2 separate regions of the Homo sapiens genome follow, and region 2 is linked to region 1. A link is a loop called in an ENCODE intact Hi-C map of the cell type or tissue named here. Cell type or tissue: IMR-90. All regions are shown on one strand.

The links. Hi-C counts contacts between places; a loop is a spot of excess contacts. Peaks named below come from ENCODE experiments on the same cell type or tissue, not always from the same donor. Only the 100,000 strongest peaks of a DNase experiment are listed, where the experiment ranks them.
Region 2: it touches region 1 in a loop (1.8-fold over the local background); 3 of 110 quality-filtered maps call a loop at or near these places.

Annotation. Positions count from the first base shown.
Region 1 is chr10:36,491,387-36,499,386 of GRCh38, forward strand. No RefSeq gene overlaps it. Among named protein-coding and RNA genes, the nearest start is that of LINC02630, 600 kb to the left of the region's middle. RefSeq lists an enhancer at 2,489-3,688. In IMR-90, no CTCF peak of the experiment used is centred here; DNase peaks (open chromatin) are centred at 1,665, 2,265 and 3,215; H3K27ac peaks cover 374 bases.
Region 2 is chr10:36,346,296-36,354,295 of GRCh38, forward strand. No RefSeq gene overlaps it. Among named protein-coding and RNA genes, the nearest start is that of LINC02630, 450 kb to the left of the region's middle. In IMR-90, no CTCF peak of the experiment used is centred here; a DNase peak (open chromatin) is centred at 3,606.

The DNA of each region.
Region 1 (8,000 bases):
AGGTTTTGGGGGACATCACTATGATTCATAATATGGTCATGTAATTGCTGGACAATGACATATTTTATTTTAGAACACTTTTAATTTTTCAATGAACTTCCTTTTAGATTTAGAGTTTGGTTTTTAGACCAACTCTGTGTGGTAGCTACAATAGGTCCAAACATTCTCATTTCCTAGATAAAGACACTGAATATAAAGATATAAGTGCACGTCCTCTATATGGGCACCTGTTATATTGTCTCACACATAGTTAAGGGTTTATTCATTTATCAACAAACATCTATTTAGTTTCTATTGCCATATCAGGTACATTGGTAGGTGTCGGCGATAAAAAGAACAATACAGACAACAATAAAAAAATCACCTAATCGAAAGTGATCGATCAGTCTATTAGGGAATTAATAACAATAATGGTATCGTAAGCATGTGTTTCAAACTCTTATTAATTTCATTGGTAGTGGAATAATGTGTCTGTTTAGCAAAATCCTACAGATTTTGTTATTAGGTAACAACTCATAGCAAAAACCCACATGGAAAGCTGAGAGAACAGTAGGCAGAATTATTTTATTTGCTCTGTATGACTTTCAAAGACCTATGAAACTGATTATTTAAACAAATTCTAAAAGAGCATGTTCTGAAAGCCTGAAATACTTGTTAGAATGAATTATTCTTTCTCCTTCTAATGGACAAAGCAGGCCCTAAACAGGAGAATGCTAGTATTCTTCTTTGCTCTACTGTCTCAGGTCCCTGGGGAGGGGAGTTCCCAGTTATACACAGCACTCCCTCCACACATGTAAGATGCATTTAGTTCTTATGTCAGAGCCCCCACTCTCCTACCTGCCATCTGGGCTGTCCTGTGTACTTACAGCCGTTTGTCACTCATCTCATATCTTTCCAATAGTGAATTTTTAAGTGGGGAATGGAGTCCAGGAAGAACACCATGAAGCTCAACAAGGGAGGAAGAGGGTCTGGATGATATCATCATTATGTCTCGATCTCCCTCAGTCTACCATACAACTCCTGCCGAGGCTTCTAGAATATTCTGTTACTTCAGCTTGTTAGCCCATGTGATACAGAGATATTGCTCACTGTCCAAATGGTCACCCATAATGGAAAGCTGAGCCATACAGAAGGGACATTGCCCACAGGGATAAAGAGGGTACATGCAGGAAAAATCATCCTTATTTTCACCACATTCCATGTTGCTCCATTTTGTTGGATTGGTTATTTTTCTTTTTCTCTGTGCTCCAAAAATTATCAGGCCTCTCATCGACCCAAAGTGGCCTAGATTTGTTCTTATTTCTTTGACTGAGTGTCTCACAAAGTGATCTGACCTTTTACAAAACCTTTTGTCACTTGTTTGAGAAAAATCAAGAGAGCTAGCTCCATCTCCTGATAAAATGCCATGCTACAATTATTTCATTGCCTGGGAAAGTGATTGAATCCCATAATAGAAGAAATAGCATCCACTTTTTAAAGAACTGGGCTGATGTTTTGAAAAGGTCAATTCTCTTCTGTGGAAAACTGCAAAAAATATCCAAATTCACATCTCACTTCACCTAGAGTCAGAACGTCTCTGCCATAAAAACCCAGACTGCAGAGCATCCAAGTCAAAGTGGGCTCAGGACCAGGAAAAATGTTACAGCTCTGCCATGAAGCCATGGTGAGCACGATTCCTGTGAGTCATTAAACCAAATAAATAATCATAATAGAACCTTCTGTAGCTGTTCTCTAGTAGAACTTGCTTTATTTTTCAGTCCACTTCTATATAAGTTTGTAACTTCTTTTCATATCTGTTGTTTGAGGTAGGTAGAATAGATATGGGGATAGTAAATTGCAAGTTTCCAGACAAGGAAACTGAGCTGATTTGCATAAAATTCAATGTTCAGCTCATAGCAGGACCAGGATCACTACTTTCTTTGCAGGCAGTGTGTGTGTGTGTGTGTGTGTGTGTGTGTGTTTTCCACTTAGACCAGTTGGAGCCAGAAGCTGACATATGCCAAACTGCTGTCCCTTTTGGTAACTATACGAAGTTGTCTTGGCTTTGTGTTCCAGAATCATTAACAAACACTTCTATGCTTTTCTACTTGAAACTATAATTGTCAGTAAATAATTCAAAATATATCCAAAATTAAGATAAATATACTGATTTTTGATATTTAATACTTACCCTCTCCAATTATACAATTAATGCATCAGGAGAAAGAATTGCCATGTCTGAACCCCTGAAGTCATATGATACACTTAGACATCACAGTGACCTTCCACTTTTGGAATGTATGACTGGTCCATAAATTTAATTTTGAAGGAACTCAACATAGGAAAATATGTTGCTTTGTAAATGCATTATCTCGCTGTTAAAATACATCAAATAGCTTTTCTGTCATTCAGGTTTGTATGTGACTTCCAATTTTTAAATTTTATTGTGATAATAATGAATTTGTAATATTTTATTCCTGATTGCAGGGGAAGCTTAGAAAGGATGCCATGTCTTTACTGATTGATTAAGGCTGGTTTAAAGAAATCAAATATGTACCAAAATGATGAAATTTTCTTCACCTAAAAAGTCATCACTTTCAAAGCAAATATCCAGCTTCTCCTTCCTCTGTCTAATTGCCAGCCGCTAACCCCCTCCCCCATATCTTATTTTCCTTGATAACAGAAAAAGAGTGGAACCTTTAAAGAGTGTTTTAAACTGTATAACTGGCAGTACCGCTGTGCACTTTGTGCGCTTGGGCTGCCTTCTGACCCTCCACAGCTGAAAAATTATTTCTCCCTCATACTCTATGCCTCAGCAAAGCTCCATTCTCTCTGACTTGCCGGTTCTGGCACTGTCCAAGCACATTAGACCTGGTTGTCCCGCACTCTACCTTGAAATAGAAATTCTCATAGAGGATGATTTTTCACTTCTGGTACCTGCCTGTAGGCATTTCTCACCACGCCTACATAGAACTACTCAAAGGAAAGGATATGTGTGGTGTGCGTATGTTGTGTTTTCTCTCTTTAATGGCATGGATGAAAAGAAGAGGATTTGCAGTATATTAGCACTGTTGGCGTCCAGATGGCTGCTATAAAAATAAAGACATGGCTGAGAATCAACAGAAAACTTCCATCCCATCAAGACGTCAACACTACCAGCACTGTCTGTGCTACTGAGTGCTTGCTGCAGCCACACCTACTAATGGACAAAGATGAGAAGTTGTGAGTGGGATTTTTGAGTCATCAGCTAGTTGATGATGGATTTAATGAGTCAGTGCAAACAAATCACTTTGGATTTTAATATGTACTGCTTTCAGCTTACATATCCTTGAGATATTGTTAGTCTCTGCCTGCTAAGAGATTCCAGTGGCCACAAAATCCATCTTTTTTTTCATATTTTCACTGCTGGAGTTGAGTCTCCACTCTCAGTTCCATTAACACTCGTCCTTTTGTTTGAAATAATCCCCTGCTTTTTGCTTCTTGCCTACCTTGTTCCACGTTAGGGCCTTCAGGAGTCAGAAATTTGTGTGATATAGGGGAGCGGGAGCCCCTGTATTCTGCATATTTTCATGGTTGTCCTAGTGTGAAATCTTCATTGGCTAACTTGTGTGGTTTGCTTTGAATGTAAATTTCATAAACTTGTGTGTGTACATTGTTTGAAATACATTAAAATATGTTCATATCAAAGGATTTAATTTGATACTAAAATACTTTTGGAGGAAGATAGGAAAAGCATTGTTTCCATTTAAAGACAAGAAGACTAAGGCTTAGAGAATTCATGATCTTGTTCTTGAATTTTAGACTCCAAGTTCTAAGTCTATTTTTCCACATACTCACATTATTTTACTATATGTTTGTGTAATCCTGGAAAACTTACTGTTTGACTTGTTTCTTCCCAAAAGCAAGGGTGATTGGATGAAGGTCGGCCATAGGATGAAGGAAGGTGGTCCATAGGATAAGGAACAGAAAGTGGAGGCATTTAGTCTCAAATGTCTCTTAGTTACTATCAGGGAAACAATAAAATTACAAAACAGCTATCTTCAGGGAGAATATAATTAAAGGTTATATTGCCACATCGTGCTCCACAGTGGGCAAGAGGGAGAATGCATCTAATATTTCTTGAGTTTCTCCCAGGTGTCATGTTAGACTCTGTTACATCATTACATTTACTTCTCACCAGAACTTTGTGAGTAGATTACTAGCCTCATTTTTAACAGAATTACATACTGGTGCTCTATGAGTTTAATTAGCATGTGAAGGTCACACAAATAGTTAAGTGCCAGAGCCTTGATTTGAATCTGTCTTGTCTTTTTTTTTATTTAATTTTTAAAAATTTGTTAATTGATACATGATAGTTGTAAATATCTCAGGGGTCTGTGACATTTTGATACATGCATACAATATACAATGATCAAATCAGGGTAATTGGGATATCCATCACCTAAAACACTTAACTCTTCTTATTGTTGGGACCCAAGTCTTTTCACTGCAAAGTCAATAGATGAGAGAGACCCAGCTGTAAGAAACAGATCATAGAAGCACAACAGAAACAGGCAGACACCTAGAGCAGCCAGAAAAAAAATACGGGTAACAGAGAGGTCTGCGCCTAATGACTGCCAATGAGGTCGCTGGTGGCATGTTCTCTTCTTGGGTCTGTACCTCTTTGTCCTCAGCATGCATTTGTCACATATCTATGTTTTATTTACTTATAGTTAGGGAATATCTTAAAATATTTTGACCCCTCCCAATATTTGACTATGGAAGAAATAGTTTAATCATATCTTTGTTTATCTGCCTATTTAATTCTCTATTTCAACACTTAACTTTCTTTATACTGGGAGAAAAGCAAACATTAAAAATATTTATTAATATATAGAGGCTTTTTTTTTTCTTTTTCTTTTTCTTTTTTGAGATGCAGTCTTACTCTGTCACCCAGGCTGGAGTGCAGGGGAGCGATTTTGGCCCACTGCAACCTCTGTCTCCCAGGTTCAAGCAATTCCCCTGCCTCAGCCTACTGAGTAGCTGGGATTACAAGTGTGCACCACCATGCCCAGCTGATTTTTGTATTTTTAGTAGAGACGGGGTTTCATCATGTTGGCCAGGCTGGTCTTGAACTCCTGACCTCAGGTGATCTGCCCACCTCGGCCTCCCAAAGTGGTGGGATTACAGGTGTGAGCTACCATGCCCAGCCTAGAGATTCATTTGAAAGCAATAATATTTGCAGCACAATCTGAATTATAGAATGAAGTTAAAGGAGAAAGGAGGTGTTTTGATAGCATGAACTAAAAATTGAAGGAAAACTTGATGAAATATTCAGTGTTGGAAGGAAGATTACACAGAAGATGTGGGAGAGACCTTGGCATCTCTGATTTCCATGAAACCAATGAAGTATTTCATTAAGCTATCTAATGAAAACAAAAGAAAAATCTCTCAATTATACTAAAATCTTTCTTGTTTCGGAATGTTGTTACAACAACTTTTAGACTAAAATATTTTCCAACAATTTCTTGTGTGATATTCCAATAGCTTCTCACATAAATCATGAGCTCTGTACCCACCCAGAAATAATAACAGAAAAAGGAACAAAAGTTCATATCACTAAGAGAAAAATAAATGGAATCTGTTTTTCCATGAAAAATCTCCAGCCAATTTATGTCTCTGTGGAAAATATTTATCTGAAGTAAACAATCTCTAATATTTCCTTAAACATATTTTGTAACCTCAATTGTAATATAAAGTATTTGAATCTCAAAGTGCCAATGATTGATTGTCTAAATATTTATTCTGTGCAATACACTCACAGAATTATTTTATTAAATTGGGAATCTTAACAATGATTCATTGTAGGGCTTTCAGAAATTGCTCAGGATTATATTTGTGGAACCCACATTCAGCCCCCAGCACTCTGCTGCCATCAGATTCAACCATCACCTTCAAATAATCGGTCACAGACAAGCTTTTGAAGAATATACTGCTCTGAGTATATATGGGCTTCCAACAATTTATGTTCTAAGGCATCAATCTGAAGTTGAATTTCTTAGTATAAAAATCACCGCATTCTGAAGCATTCTATGCTTTCAAGATGAAAGGTGCTTCAGGATGCTTTAAATTCTTTGATAAAACTAGCAATTAACATTTATTGTTCCTGTGCCCAGCACCATGCTAAATTATTCATATGCATATTTTTATTTAATCCTCATTGCAACCCTGTATGGTAGAGATCATCATTATTCCTCTTCTACCTATGAGGATACTTGATCTTAAAGGAGTTTAACAAAGTTACCTAAGGTACAAGGTAGAACCAGGATTTCAGCAAATGCTATTCTGACCACAGAGACCAAGTTCTTGTACATTTCAATATACCCTCAGAAGAAAAAAAAAATACTGTAGTTTTTGGATAAGGGCCAGGTTCAGAAAACATGAAGGCACTCATATGGAACACCATCTCTAACTGCCGGCTCTATTAAATTGGCCCCACTCTGTGATGTACACAATGTCTCTGGTGGGGCTTCCCTAGAAGCACAACCTAAGATGAGTTTTTGGATGCTTGTAAGTTCCACGGGAAGTGACCCCCTGAATTGGAAACAGAGTGAGAAAGTAGACGAGAGAAGAAGGAAGGATTTGGAAGGGGCTAGTACTAAGGACAACTGGGATTATATCCTGCTGGGATCTTTAAGAAAAGTAGAACAGTTGTTCCTCCCAGGGAGCCAAAACTGGGGGATATTTAAACACTGACTCCTGATGCTCATTGGTCGAGGTTGGCTTCCTGGAAAGTTAACTTCCTGACCTTTCTGGAGTGCACACTCCTGCCCTAATAGGTTCTGGGGGACCTAAGAAACCCTTCAGGCAGGCTGGGCACAGTGGCTCATGCCTGTAATCCCAGCACTTTGGGAGGCCAAGGAGGGTGCATCACCTGAGGTCAGGAGTTTGAGACCAGCCTGGCCAACATGGTGAAACCCTGTCTCTACTAAAAATACAAAATCTCATCGGGTGTGGTGGTGCATGCCTGCAGTCCCAGCTACTTGGGAGCCTGAGGCAGGAGAATCACTTGAACTCAGAAGGTGGAGGTTGCAGTGAGCTGAGATTGCACCACCGCACTCTAGCCGTGGTCAACAGAGTGAGACTCAGTCTCAAAAAAAAAAGAAACCCTTCAGGCAGAGAGTCACAGGTGCTCACCATTGGAATGTATTGAAATTGCAAGTGCAATACGAGAAGGCCAATGATCTGTCTACTACAGATAATCAATTTAACTTATATAATTTTCTAATCATTACAGAGAGAAATTTGCATACTCCAAGTGGATTTCAGATAACCAAAAATCTATAGAACTATGACCAATTTTTTTCTTTTATATTTTTCTCCATGAAGTTGTGTTTCCATGAATTATAAAACCTTAAGTGTAGGGGCTTCAAATTATTTTTCTGTATGTCCATGTAAGTAGACTCTAATAGAAACTTTGTAAATGTGTGTTGATTTCAATTAAATGTATTGAATAGATATTTGTTACATACCCACTGTGTGCATGACACTGGTTTCATTATGGGGTACACACAATATTTCTTCACAATTCCTGCATGTGCAATATATATACTTAAATTGAAAAGCCAAGAGAGGCACATTAGAAACTAAGTACAACCAGTGTTCCTAGGTATAATTAACAAGTCAGCCAACTCCACTGCAAATGCACAGAAGAATTGGTGATGTTAGAAAAGATACTACAGAAAAACAGGGCTTTCTGAAAAACTGGTAGAGTTTATGTGGACGGAAAGAGCAGGGGACCGCCTTCTGGCTAGGAGGTGGGGTGCTGGCCTTAGACAAGACTGTATAATACAACCTTAAAGGACACAGATCAAGCTGTGGCTGCTGACAGCTCATCAGTTCTATAGGCTAGCTACTGAAGAGTCTTTAAAAAGTTTTTAATTTAGTGGTGCTATCGTAAAACCAGTATTTTAAGAACATGATTTAGCAGAACTATTCAAGGTAGTTTAGAGGAGTAAAATATTCATGATGAAAGTCCATAC
Region 2 (8,000 bases), 150 kb before region 1:
TTCCTTTGAATCAGGTTGGTTGGCAATGAAATAAAATGTTGACAGCAACTGTTATTGACTTTTTCTAACTATAAAATTAATGCACATTACTGATAATACTTTTTAAATTCTCTAAAGTACTAAGTAGAAAAGCCACTATCGTACCAGCGAAAGATACATTAGTAAGATACTCATAACATTTTCCCACTAGAAATAATGTGTGCTGTATATGTGGTTTAATTTGGAATAATAAAAGGAATATTTATAAAATAATATGATACCTGTTGGCCTCATGATATTTATAAATTTAAAAAGAAGAATCAATCTGGTATTCTCATTCTCTTTTCTCTCTCTCTCTCTCTCTCATCTATCATTCTACCAAATGGAATAATGTGATGTCCAGCAGGAAAATACACTGGCAAATACTATAATGAAAAAGTTTGATTTGGAGAAAACCTGACTTGTAGAACTAATCCATGTCAAGTAGGTGCTCTTGTTTTTCCTTTGAATTGTGCATTAGACTGTTGCTTTTTTAGATAAATTTATTTATTTATTTATTTATTTATTTAAAGGATCTTGCTCTGTGCCCAGGCTGGAGTGCAGTGGTGTGATCATGGCTCAGTGTGTCCTCTACTTCCTGGCCTCAAGCGATCCTCCCTCCTCAGCCTCTTGAGTAGCTGAGACTACAGGCATGCACCACCGTGCCCAGTTTTTTTGTTGTTGTTGTAGTTTTTTGTGGGGTTTTTTTGTTTGTTTGTTTTTAGTAGAGATGAATGTTATGTTACCCAAGCTGGACTTGAACTCCTAGCCTCAAACAATCCTCCCACCTTGGCTTCCCAAATCACTGGGGTTACAGGTGTGAGCTACCATGCCTAGCCTAATTTTATTTTTGAATAGGTAATATTTCATTTTTATGAAATATTTGTTACCCAAAGAAAACTATATAGAAGGGTTTGCTTTTGTTTGTTTTTTGTTTGTTTGTTTGTTTGTTTGTTTTTGAGATGGAGTTTCTCTCTTGTTGCCCAGGCTGGAGTGCAATGGCACAATCTCGGGTCACTGCAACCTCTGCCTCCCAGGTTCAAGAGATTCTCCTGCCTCAGCCTCCCGAGTAGCTGGGATTACCGGCATGTGCCACCACACCCAGCTAATTTTGTATTTTTAGTAGAAACGGGGTTTCTCCATGTTGGTCAGACTGTTCTCAAACTCCCGACCTCAGGTAATCCGCCCGCCTCAGCCTCCCAAAGTGTAGAAGGGAGTTTTTTAAACTCCTGCTTTCACTCTTTGTTTGTTTGTTTGTTTGTTTGTTTTTGAGACGGAGTCTCGCTCTGTCGCCCAGGCTGGAGTGCAGTGGCCCGATCTCGGCTCACTGCAAGCTCTGCCTTCCGGGTTCACGCCATTCTCCTGCCTCAGCCTCCCGAGTAGCTGGAACTACAGGGCGCTGCCACCATGCCCAGCTAATTTTTTTTTTTTTTTTTTGTATTTTTAGTAGAGACGGGGTTTCACCTTGTTAGCCAGGATGGTCTCGATCTCCTGACCTCGTGATCTGCCCGCCTCGGCCTCCCAAAGTGCTAGGATTACAGGCATGAGCCACCGCACCCAGCCAAAACTCCTGCTTTCATTCTTATATCTGTCTATCCTATTATACCTCTTGCCATATAAGAAATTTCCCTTGTTAGTTTTGTGTCCATATTTTCACTTTTCTTTTTGCAGTTATAAGTACACATGAACATGTGTTCTTATTTTCTACCTGTTTTACATAAATGATAGCTTACCGTCTTGACTTAGGCACCTTGCAGCTCCTATAGATCTTTCCCTGTAGGTATATGGAGAACTTCAGTTATCTCTATGACTGCATATATTTCTGTGTGTGGAAAGACTGTAGTTTATGTAGTCATATAAAGAAAGACAATTCCTTTACAATATTTTGTACACCCAATTCTTCCATGATAACCTCGTGCAAATGTTAATTTGTATATTTGAAATTATGCATTTATGATAAATTCCCAGAAGTGGTATTGCTGGGTGAAAGACTAAATCCATTAATAATTTTGAAAAATGTTATCCTTTTACTGATCTTAACATTTTGTAATACCACCAGAAATAAAAGCATGTTTTCCTTCTTTATACTGGTGTTCTGTTTTTTTGTTTGTGTGTTTGTTTGTTTAAGTTCTGGGATACGTGTACAGGATGTGCAGATTTGTTACACAGGTAAACATGTGCCATTGTGGTTTGCTGCACTTATCAAACTATTGCATACCTATTAAACCCAGCAAGCATTAGTGATTTATCCCAATGCTCTCCCTCCCTAGTTTTCTGTTTTATCAAACATTTAAATTATTGATAGATGAAAAAATTATAGTGTTAGTTTTAAACTATTAGTTTTAGTTTTTCATCATAGTTTAGTTTTGATAAGTTTAGTTAAACTTATAAAAAAGATTAAGCATATTTTTTACATGTTTCAAATGTTGGCTCTTTTTCTGGAAAATTATTTATCCTGATCTTTGCTTATTGTTGCATAGGGTTCCTCCTTCTTCCAAATTTTTAGAGCTTGTCATACATTAGAGCTTTTTAGACATTAGTCCTTTATGACAGGAGTTTTTATTTTTTAAAAACATTTTGTTGTCCCTCTTTTTATTTACTAATAGTGTTTTTTTTGTTGTTGTTTCATGTGGAGTTTTTTTGGCAGTTTCATGTTTTGCATTTTGTTTTATCTTATTTTACCTGTGCACTTATTTTGGATTTTTAGGTGGTTAAATTTTTCAGTCTCTTTTCCCCATGGCCTAAATTTAATCTTTCTAATGAAAATTCTGCATACTAGAGTATTTTAAATATTTTCTCTTTCATAAATATCCTCTCAGAATAAGGCCCTTTTGATGAAAGATAGTGCTATCTCATTCTGAAAAGAAGCATGGCAAATCTCTAATTTACTTATAGTTTAATATCATATTTCCCCTTAAATGAAAATGTTAATACCATAAGCCCTTGGGATTTGACTATTTCAATATCTAATCCCACATATACTGTATGAAGCTTTTCATGATCATGAATATTTGATGAATCTATATGCTTTTTCAGATACAGAAGTGAATATCAATTCCAAATGGTCTAAAAGAGTTCCCTTGGAAGATTAATATAGCTTAGAATTTCTTATATTGAACTACAGGAGACCATCTGGGAATATATGTGGATATATACCTCATGTGTTCATAGTAGAGAGGCTAAGAACTATAGGAATGGTATCATATATGTTAGTTTAATCATTGCATCACTTTATATTCGATACACAAGTTGTAATAACTTGAGGTCGGTAACAATCAGGAACATTGCTGTCTGCTCTGGGCAGCTGGTACAGTAGTGTGTGCCGCTCTTTGTGGTAACAATCAAACAGTTTTCTTATTCCAAATCAGCTGCCTTGGGTTAAAGTCTGAACATGTCTTAAACTCTGCATGTCAGGAGTGTTTAGGACAACTCTATCATTCATTTAGCTAGTACTGATACTGCTCCCCGGCGGGGGGATTCAGAGCTAAGCTCCAAGGCTCCAGCTCTAATTGGAGAAATTGCTGATAAATTCCCACAGCATTCCATTTAGATGCGTATTGCAGTTCTGTTGTGAGTGTTCTCTGCCCTGCTCCCACACAATGACAGCCCTGCTGGTATAACCCTGTCCTATGGGAGCTGCTGCTGTGGGTGGTGTATCTTTAGACCGATTGGATAGAGTCAGACTTTTCTTGTTAGTCTCAGAGGAGACATTCTCCCGTTTGTTTCTTATTTTGCAGGAATCATGGACCAGGCAAAGAGATGATAAACGTTTACAGTAAGCCTTCTTACATGAAGAGAAAATGCACATCCTACAAACATTGCTTTAATTTTTTATGTTAAATTACTTGGAGAAGGCATGTCTATCACAGATGCAGACCCTTGGCTTCCTTCACTGCCCATAAAAAGCTCTTCAATCGCTCCTTGAGGCATCCATTTTTTCCCTACTATGAACTCTTTATTTCTTCATGTTAGTTAACAAATATAACTTCAACATATGCTTTTCTATTTTTCTTTTACCATCTTGACAGATCTCGTCCCTAATTCATTAGTTTATTCGTCAATTAAACCTCCATTTTGTATGGACTGTATACCAGGAACGGCTAGGCTCTGTTTAGGTTCTGTGACAACTTAGAGAATAAAACCCCACCCCTATCTTTAAGGTGTCCACAGTGAGTGTGGGAAACACCCACATAAAGAGTCAATAATGCAACCATATAGCAGTTCATTGAGGTGGGCGTTAGTGACAGAGTCTCGCTCTGCCACCTAGGCTAGAGTGCAGTGGCGCGATCTCGGCTCACTGCAACCTCCGCCTCCTGGATTCAAGCGATTCTTCTGCCTCAGCCCCCCGAGTAGCTGGGACTACAGACACAAGCCAGCACACCCGGCTAATTTTTGTATTTTTAGTAGAGATGGGGTGTCACCACATTGGCCAGGATCGTCTCAGACTCCTAGACCTCATGATCTGCCCGCCTCGGCCTCCCAAAGTGCTGGGATTACAGGCGTGAGCCACCGCGCTCGGCCCGGATTCGGATGTTAGTTTTTAAAAGTCATATTGAGATTGGGTGCAGTGGCTCACGGCTGTGATCCTAGTGCTTTGGGAAGCAGAGGTGGGAGGATACCTTGAGGCCAGGAGACTAGCTTAGCCTAAGCAGCATAGCAAGACCTTGTCTCTACTAAAAATTTAAAAGATTAGCTGAACATGGTGGTGCATGCCTGTAATCCTAGCAGCTTAGGAGGCTAAGGCGGGAGGATCACTTGAGCCCAGGAAGTTGAGGCTGCAGTTAGCCATGATAACACCACTGCATTCCAGCAGGGGCAACAGTGGGACCCTGTTTCTAAAAGTAAGTAGGTAGGTAGGTGGATAGATAGATAGATAGATAGATAGATAGATAGATAATAGAAATATTGTATTATTGGGTTGAAGTAATTTATTCCTGGATAGTTTGCCTGACTATTCTGAAATCACTGGAGACTCACCAACATGTAACATAAGCCAGTTGACAGGAATCTGGCCTAGGTCCTGGCTCCTGGATACTTTGCTTCTGGGGATTTTCATCATGTTACTGGAGGCAGCTTGGGCAGCGATCTCACCCTTGGCATGCTGGGAACCCTCTCTAATATGCAGACTTGCACTTACTTGCCAGGCATATTTTTAAAGACTTTATTGTATTCTTATTTCTGCTTGGGCATGCTTGACATTTCTTTTCCTGAAACTCCTGGGCCACTTGTTCTTAGTTGCGTTTATTTTGTATTTAACAATTGCTTGCTACTTGTCTTATTTTACAGTGCTGTATATTCTTCTTGTCCCTTGGATGCAAGTATGTTTTAATAGAAGAACTGAGGTCTTAGGCGCTCAGGACATAGATATTGAATTAATCATGATAAATGAATCACACCCCGATTTTTACTCTGATGCTGTAATTTACTAGCCACGTTAATGGGAGTAACATAAAACTAGTGAGTCTTTTCCTCCATTACTATTGATATTAATTGATTAATATTATATTAAATTGCAGCTTTTTAGTAACAAGCTACTTTATTCGAGGCATTGTGAAGAGTGCTTTGCATAATTCTCTCATTTTCATGATACTACTACCTATGGTAAAAACCATGTATTAGCTTCTTTTTTTTTTTTTTTTTGAGACGGAGTCTAGCTCTGTCGCCCAGGCTGGAGTGCAGTGGTACGATCTCGGCTCACTGCAAGCTCCGCCTCCCGGGTTCACGCCATTCTCCTGCCTCAGCCTCCCGAGTAGCTGGGACCACAAACGCCTGCCACCACGCCCGGCTAATTTTTTGTATTTTTAGTAGAGACGGGGTTTCACCGTGGTCTCGATCTCCTGACCTCGTGATCCTCCAGCCTTGGCCTCCCAAAGTGCTGGGATTACAAGCGTGAGCCACCACGCCCAGCCACAAATCATGTATTAGTTTCTATAATTGTGTGCTTACTAAATGCCTTGCTAAACTTTCTACATATATCTTTTTATTTAATATTCGCAACAATCCTATAAGTTCAATGTTATAATTTACTTAATGTTATTGATGCAAAAATTGGAAGCATAGTTAAATTTAACTTATTTTCCATAAGTCACATATCTAGCAAGAAAGCCCAATTAAAACCCAGAGCAAGCCCAACTTCATTTAAAAAAGTATTAATAAATGTATTAATAAAAGCAATATACATGTATGTTACATATATTAGAAGAGTGAAAATGAAAATAAAATGCAAATTAAAAGCCTGAACTGTCAGTTTCCTTTCCTAGAAGTCAACACTGTCATGCCAGAAACTCTATGTGCCTAGATAAGAATCCACCTACTCCATATCAATGCATACACATTACTCATGCCACCAATGAGCTCCTACCTTACTAAGTATGTTCAGCAGCTTGCTTTTTTCCTACTTAATATATCTCTAAGGTATTTCTATGTCAGTATATATCTATACCTATATCTATCTATATCTATCTTGTTCTTAACATATGCACCACAATTTTCTACTAACTCAACAAGCTATAATTATTTAACCAGTTCTCTATTGATGGAATTTTAGATTGTTTCAAGTTTTCTTGTCATTTCAAAAAGTGCTGCACTGACCACTGTGATGGACACATCTTTGTACATCTGTGAGTCTCCCTTCCAAAGAAGTTGTCCCCATTTTTACTCCCAACAACATTTAATGAGTTAATATCTTTTCATAGGTCCTTGGCATAATGAAATTCCTAAAACTTTGTCAGACTGGCAAGTGAATGAGGGTGTGTTATTGCTTGTACTTATATATGGGTATTTATTAGTCTCAGAAGGCCTCAGTGAAAGGTGGCATTGTAACAAATGCTTAAGGGAGGTGAAGGGGAGCCATGTAGATTTCCTGGGGGAGAGCTGGCAGCCAGAGTGAACAGTAAGGGCAGCAGCTTGAAGCCTGGAATGTGCAGGCACGCACAGCATAGACAAGGTTCAGGAAGGAGGTCACCTGTGTGGGTGTGGAGCAAGTGAGAGCAAGTGCAGGAGGTGAGTCCAGAGAGGTGAAGATCCTAGTGTGGCAGGGCCCCATAGGCCACGCAAGGACTTTGACTTGAGTTCTGAGTGAGAAAATCAGTCATTGGAGGGCTGTAAGTCCATAAGTGAAATATCTGGTTAGCATATTACTCAATCATTCGGCTGCCATGTTATATACACCATGGGGAAAGGGAGGAAGCAGGAGCACTAACTATGAGGCATTGCAATCATTCCAGACAGAGGTGATGCTGGCTTCTATCAGTGTGGAGTGGAGGCGTGGATGAGGATTGGTGAGGCCCTTGATATATCTTGTAGGTTGAGATGTCAGGATGTATTCACAAATAGGATAAGGGCCATGAAAGAAAAAGAAGTCAAAACGATACCAAAGTACTTATGCCAAGCAACTAAAATTCAGAATTGCCTATAATAGATGAGTAAGACAGTGAGAAAGTCAGATTTTACAGGGGAGAAGATAAGGCATTTAGTTTGGTGCATGTTAAATCTCACATATCTATTAGACATACAAGTGGAGATATTGTCAGGACACTGGAGATGAGGGAAGAGGTCTGGACTGGGGGTACAAATCCAGGCATCATTAGTACATGGATTTTCTCAGTGAAAGCCTTGAAAATGAAATATAGCTCATGAGAAATATATAGAAATAGAAAAGGAATCAAAGGACTGAGCCCTGTATAATAAAACTATTTTTGTTTTTTGACTTTGTTTACCATTATGTTTGTCCAGTTTTTTAACATTGCCTCTATATTTCAGCAAAGAAAGACTTTTTATTTCCATTTAAAAACAAATTACAAGCAGCAGTAAATAACTTCAGGCTCACAGGGGTAAAGTAACATCCCCAAAGCTTCATGGCTAACATGTCGTGAGGCTGAGATTGGCTTCTTTGCATTTCTTATTTTAAAGCCCAAAGTCTTCATTCTGACCAACTATGCCCCCATGGGGCTCTTTTTTTACTCTTCAGGAAGAAAATGTGA